2 separate regions of the Homo sapiens genome follow, and region 2 is linked to region 1. Evidence: chromatin loops called from intact Hi-C (ENCODE). Cell type or tissue: heart right ventricle. All regions are shown on one strand. Each heading gives the region's core, and the rest is flanking DNA. Links, peaks and the distances in the headings are about the cores only. Region 1 overlaps CAMK2D (calcium/calmodulin dependent protein kinase II delta). Region 2 overlaps CAMK2D (calcium/calmodulin dependent protein kinase II delta).

Evidence for each region. Peaks named below come from ENCODE experiments on the same cell type or tissue, not always from the same donor. Only the 100,000 strongest peaks of a DNase experiment are listed, where the experiment ranks them.
Region 2: a loop joins it to region 1, with 2.7 times the contacts of the local background. A loop is called at or near these places in 7 of 110 quality-filtered maps.

The regions. Positions count from the first base shown.
Region 1 is chr4:113,554,227-113,557,152 of GRCh38, forward strand. The region is part of intron 4 of CAMK2D (calcium/calmodulin dependent protein kinase II delta); the gene reads right to left. Among named protein-coding and RNA genes, the nearest start is that of CAMK2D, 210 kb to the right of the region's middle. In heart right ventricle, for the core only: no CTCF peak of the experiment used is centred there; DNase peaks (open chromatin) are centred at 1,743 and 2,402; H3K27ac peaks cover 2,500 bases.
Region 2 is chr4:113,743,625-113,746,550 of GRCh38, forward strand. All of the region lies in intron 2 of CAMK2D (calcium/calmodulin dependent protein kinase II delta), which reads right to left. Among named protein-coding and RNA genes, the nearest start is that of CAMK2D, 17 kb to the right of the region's middle. In heart right ventricle, for the core only: no CTCF peak of the experiment used is centred there; no DNase peak of the experiment used is centred there; H3K27ac peaks cover 943 bases.

The DNA.
Region 1 (2,926 bases), core at 213-2,712:
GAAGTAATGATTAAATGAATTAACCCAGTTAGAGAATCATGCTATCCATTTCATTTACTGTAAATCTGAACTTTACATGAGCTTAAAAAAAATCATACAAATACCAAAGTTTAGCTATACATGGCAATAGATTTTATTTCCTAAGGGGTTCGTATTTAAAGGAGAATATTTAAAAAGTCAGGGGGACTAGCATTCTGGTAGTTTTCAATAAATCATAATAGCTTTAGACAAATTTGAGGGGTGTAGAGTTTCATGTTGAGTTTTAGATTATGTAGTTAACTGTGTCTGACAACATTCTCTCTCCTAGTATTCATTCGTCCCATTATTTAAAAATATCTTTACACAAATGAAACCATTTTATCATTTCTTCTATATGTATGATAAATGTCTGAAAAGGAAAAAATATCAGTTATAATAGAATTCAATGTCTTGAAGAGAAGCTACTGAATTTTCTAACTTTAACATATTTTTATACTCACATTATTTTTTAATAGAACACAAAATTAAGCCATAGTTATTAGATATTTTTGAAAATTTTTACTGTGCTTTGTGAAATTTCATATAATGCCCAAATTAAATCAGTCTCATGAATAAATTGTTAATTAACTAATTAGAGATTTTGTGAATAAATTGATGTCAGAGTTCTACTATGATATGAAGGATATCAATTATAAATTTGAAGCATTAATTACCATTTATGAAATCTCCAGAACATTAGGGCTCACAAGGAAAAAAAAAGATAACTCTAGAACATGAAAAAATGAGATATGTATCAGAAAGATAAATATTTGTTACTGTTGTTATTTATAGTGATGTTGATTCACACTGTATTATTACCCTGTATAATAAATTGTTCTTCTGTTTCTAGTGTACAATTTGCAATTCCCATCAGAAATGGTCAAAATTAATTTCATCCAGAATACAACATTTGTAAAATTTCATCAGTAATAGATCTTTGACCATGAGGCTGAGCAGCAAGTAGAGTCAAAGACTGGGATTTAAAAAATAAAATGGTGCCACATTAACCCAAGGAATAGCACTGACTTGGAGATTAAAAGCAGTGCTCGAGGTGGTGGGGGAAAGCCAGGAACTTCAGGTTGGAGCTGATGGGAAACAGGAACCAAGAGCGGCACCCAGTTAATGCACAAGTAGGAGGCAATCTTGCTAAGGTAGGACTGGGACTAACTCTGGAAAAAGGAGTAATTTCCCCTGGGAAATTAACTTAAAGCTGAAGAACAAACCTAGTGAGATGAGATTGCCAGACCTGAAATCCAAGCGTTTGAGCAGTGGTAACAGAGGTTCATTAAGCAGTTAAGCGAAGAATCACCACAATCAGATTTTTATTTGTAAAAAAACATATCTCCTGCTGCCTTGCATTTAAGCAATTGGTATCTCTTCATTTAGTGATGAAGGCAGAAGTTGTAATGGTGACAGATTCATCCGCGTCACCTGCATGGTCATCCAACACACTGTCTTCCACTTGTTGAACAATAACAATAACAATAAATATTCATTGGGTGCTTATTGTGTGTGCAACTACCTGGATATCTGTGCCCCCTCCCCAATTAATAGGTTAAAATCCTAACTCCCAAAGTGCTGATATTAGGAGGTGGGGCCTGTGGGAGGTAATGAGGTCATGAGGGTGGAGCCCTCATTTGGGGTCGTTACCAAAGGGACTCCAGAGAGCTCTCTCCTCTCTTTTCTCCGTGTAGAGATATAAGAAAAAGTCAGTAGCCTGCAATCCAGGAAAGAGCCCTTGCCAGAACCAGACCACGCTGGCACGCTGATACGCTGATATCAGACTTCCAGCCTTCAGGACTGTGAGAAATGTCTGTTGTTCAAGCCACCCAAGCTATGGTATTCTGTTAAGCAGCCCAAAAGACTAAGAAAATGTGCCAAGACTAAGTGCTGTTCTAAGTGCTCTAGAGATTGCAACACAGCAACCCTATGAAGTAGATACTAGTGCTATTTCTGTTTTATAGACAAGGAAATGAAAGTAATGGAGATTAAGGTCATTTCCCAAGAACACACACAAAAGAAAGGAAAAGGACTAGCTTTTTCTTGTCTGTGCTGCCCTACTAGCTTGCCCCTTGGACACAATTTGGGGAGCAGAGAAGGGTAAGACAAGGGGCTCGGAATACCCCAAAGGATCATGCAGAAAGACTGGGAAGAATACAGACATAAAGAATTCCCACTTATGTGCCCTTTAATCATTGATTAAAGTCAGACAGTTTGAGTACTGGTGAGGGCAGGAGAGTAGTCACTGGTCAGTGTGAAGCTGATCAGGGCTCATTAGTAGGAGTGTTACTGGGTGTCTTGGCTGGATGATTCTATATTACGAGTGTGCAGATGTCCTGTATAAGGCAAGACTGTCAGCACCAGGCCCTGTTCTAGGTGCGGCAGAACTACCTTGTCAGCGTGCCAACCAGTGTGCCAAGTCCATCCATTTCTAGTTACCCCAGGGGCTCCCCAAAGACCCCTGAAGGGAACCATGTGTCTAAATGAACAAAGTCTATGGGGATACAATGAAAAATGTGGGTCTCCTTAGCACCATGTTCTAAGATATAAAGTAAATCAAGCCAACCACTGGTGTAAGGGTCTGTCAGGCAGAGCACATGACCGATAATGGGACATTGTCTCTTCAGCACCTTACACAATGCCTGGCTCACAGGAAGAGCTTAATAAATGTTTTCTGAGTGAATAAGTGATTAAATAATTAAATGGGGGAATGAAACTATAAGCACCACTTCATGATTTTCTGGTTTGACCTGTTATTTGAGCTAGTACCTCAGGGTGAAGAGGCCCAACCACTTTTTCTATTATGTAGGTACAGATCTCTAACTAAATCTTGCTGATTATATCTCCAAAACAGGACTTGAATCAAGACTTCTATCTCCACTACAATGTCACCAGCCTAAGTCTCTGC
Region 2 (2,926 bases), core at 226-2,725, 190 kb after region 1:
TCCCCAAGCTTATCTCTTATTCTCACTCATGCCCACAACCTCCTCATCTGTGCCCAATAAATACTACCCTCTTTCTTTGCATTATCAGTCCTTCTCTTCCTTAGTCTTTTTCCTCTTCTTTCAAATAAGCTTTGGTTTTATTTATCCCCAAAGTTAATTCCCTTGACCTGAGGAATCCCTGAAATTACTCCCAATTCTCTTTTTCTCTTTTATCTTCCCTACTTTTTTTTTTTGAGATAAGAGTCTCACTGTGTCGCCCAGGCTGGAGTGCAGTGGTGCAATCCTGGCTTACTGCAAGCTCTGCCTTCCAGGTTCATGCCATTCTCCTGCCTTAGGCTCCTGAGTAGCTGGGACTACAGGGGCCCGCCACCACACCCGGCTAAATTTTTGTATTTTTAGTAGAGAAGGGGTTTTCACAGTGTTAGCCAGATGGTCTGGATCTCCTGACCTCGCGATCCGCCCACCTAGGCCTCCCAAAGTGCTGGGATTACAGGCGTGAGCCACCACACCCAGCCCCCTATTTTGTTAAACAAGCAAGCTTTTTCATGTTATCGCCATTTGTTCCTTAATCCCAAGAAAGTCATTAATTCTTTATCCTTCAGCAAACATTAAATACCTATTTTATTTTATGCAATGTGCTAGGTTCTGAGCATACGAAAACAAGTAACAGTCTAATGACCCAATCCTCGTGACCTTGTCCTAAACACTATTGAAATTCTGCCATATGGGAAATCAAGGCCTTTTCTTGGTCTTCATTTCTCTCTACTTCTCTACAATTCTGAACATTACTAGCCACCCCTCCTTTGCAAAAATTCCCTCCCTCAGAATTCAAATCACTGCATTATCCTAATTTCCTTCATACCTTTCTGCCATATCCTTCCATTTATCCTAAACTAGCCCTCTTTTCATCCATTAAAATGCAGTATTTCCCTACACCACTATCCTAGGCCCTCTTTTCTTTCCTTTCTATACTCTCCATTGTTATCTTATCCACTAGCATAGCTTCTACTATCTTCTCCGTGCAAATGAATCACAAAATTGATTATCATAGCCGCAAAATTGATTATCACAGTTTTATAGATAAGAAAACCAAGGCTTGAGAAGGTCACAAGAACTTGGAAGTGGCAGAGCCACTTCTTGAATCTTGGCAATCTGATTTCACAGCCAATGCTGGTAACCTACACAGTACATTGCATGTTCTCCAGAGGCACTTTTCAAGGACCACACCCAATTTTCAAAGGTCTTTTTGATAAGTCAGTGTGAATATATTGTGTATACCTCAAATACATATCAATTAATCATCTTCCCTCATCAAAATCAGTTCTTGATTCTCACTTCTCAACTAGTTACACGAAAACTAATTCTCCCCATGACTCAGCTTTGAAACTTCAGCCCTCCTGCCACATCTGTTATTATCTTAAGGTTTCAGAATCTCAGTGTCTCTCATAATCCAGGCCAATCCATCGTATTCATTCACTGCTACCAAGTAACATCATAGAGGCTCTCTTTAATGTGTCTCTGGTATACTTAAGAGCAAATTTGCAATTTGGTAAACTACCTTTACGTGTTTTTAACCTTTTCTTTCCTGATTTCCCAGATTGTCTATCCTTTGCCCAAATAAACATTTTTGGTTCTTCCCTAAACATTGATACTTTCCTGCATTCCTGTGTCTTTGTCCTTCTTTCTTCCTTCTATGCACTGCCACTTCTGCTTCCTCAATGTTACCTTTCTTGCTTCTGCCATTAAATGTCATCACTAGGCTACACTGAATTCTCATAATACTTTCTTCTGATACTGAAGATACATATATATCTTCCCCATAATTATCTATGTATGTCTCCTATTCATCAAACCAGTTTGTAAGTTTTTTGTGGGAACTGGTCATATGTTATTATCTTCATGTCCCCCACAGCTTACTTTCGACAGGCATAATACAAATAGTTTTTCTCTTCTAATATCTTTTAGATAAAATGTTAACCTCGCTTTCTTTCCTCATTAATAGTAGATATAGGCTGTCACATTCCTCAATATTAATGTTAAGCTCCCAAAGGTATTTGCAGAAAATAAGTGATGTAGCGTTTATTTTCTTGGAGATAAAGCAGGATATAAAATGTTTTAAAGATAGAACATTTTTATAGGAATAGGATTTCTGACCCAGAAAGCTGGCCAAATTCCAATCCAGGTAATTCACTCCTGTTCCCCTAATCCTTCTGGGATTTCAGCTGGATAACGCTGTCTCCTCCATTCTCTGGCCCAGGAAGGAATATGATGTACCCTACAAAACAGCTGCAACATGCCACACGGGGATGGCAGGCCTTACAGCACTGGGCACAGGAGTCTCTAAATGTTCCTTACCCACACTCCAGAAGTACTACAGAACTCAATTAGGAAATGTCTGAAGGTCTTTGAATGAAAGATGCTAAATAAGCATTAGTGTTAGTTACAATAATTTTCCAAAGACTCATTTCTCATGCCCTTTGCCTCTTTTATCCCCTAAGCTTGTTATAGAAGGGCTGAATAAATTATTTGCATTCAGGGTGAAGGAGAAATTATCTGCTCAAAGCTAAGTGCTGTTTTTAAAATTGACCTTGTGTGTGTTCACTGTATATTTCTAATATGGTATTTCTAAGTTTAGATTTATTTGGTTTGGATTATTTCAAAACATATACCTTAAAACCTTCTATCTGTTTTAAAGTTTGTAGAAGGTCAACAAATATTAACTCAATTTCTATAAATCATTATTATTTTAAAAGTTATCTCAATGATCCTTTAGCCACCCCTGTTCATGCCTCAGAGCCTCTTTATTATTTTATCTTATTGGGAGATTATGGACATTATGATTATCAGCACTAAATGGAGGATACAGTGTTGCAGGTAACCCAATAATTGGTTCTCTGTCAATATAAGACAGTATATATTTTTTTCT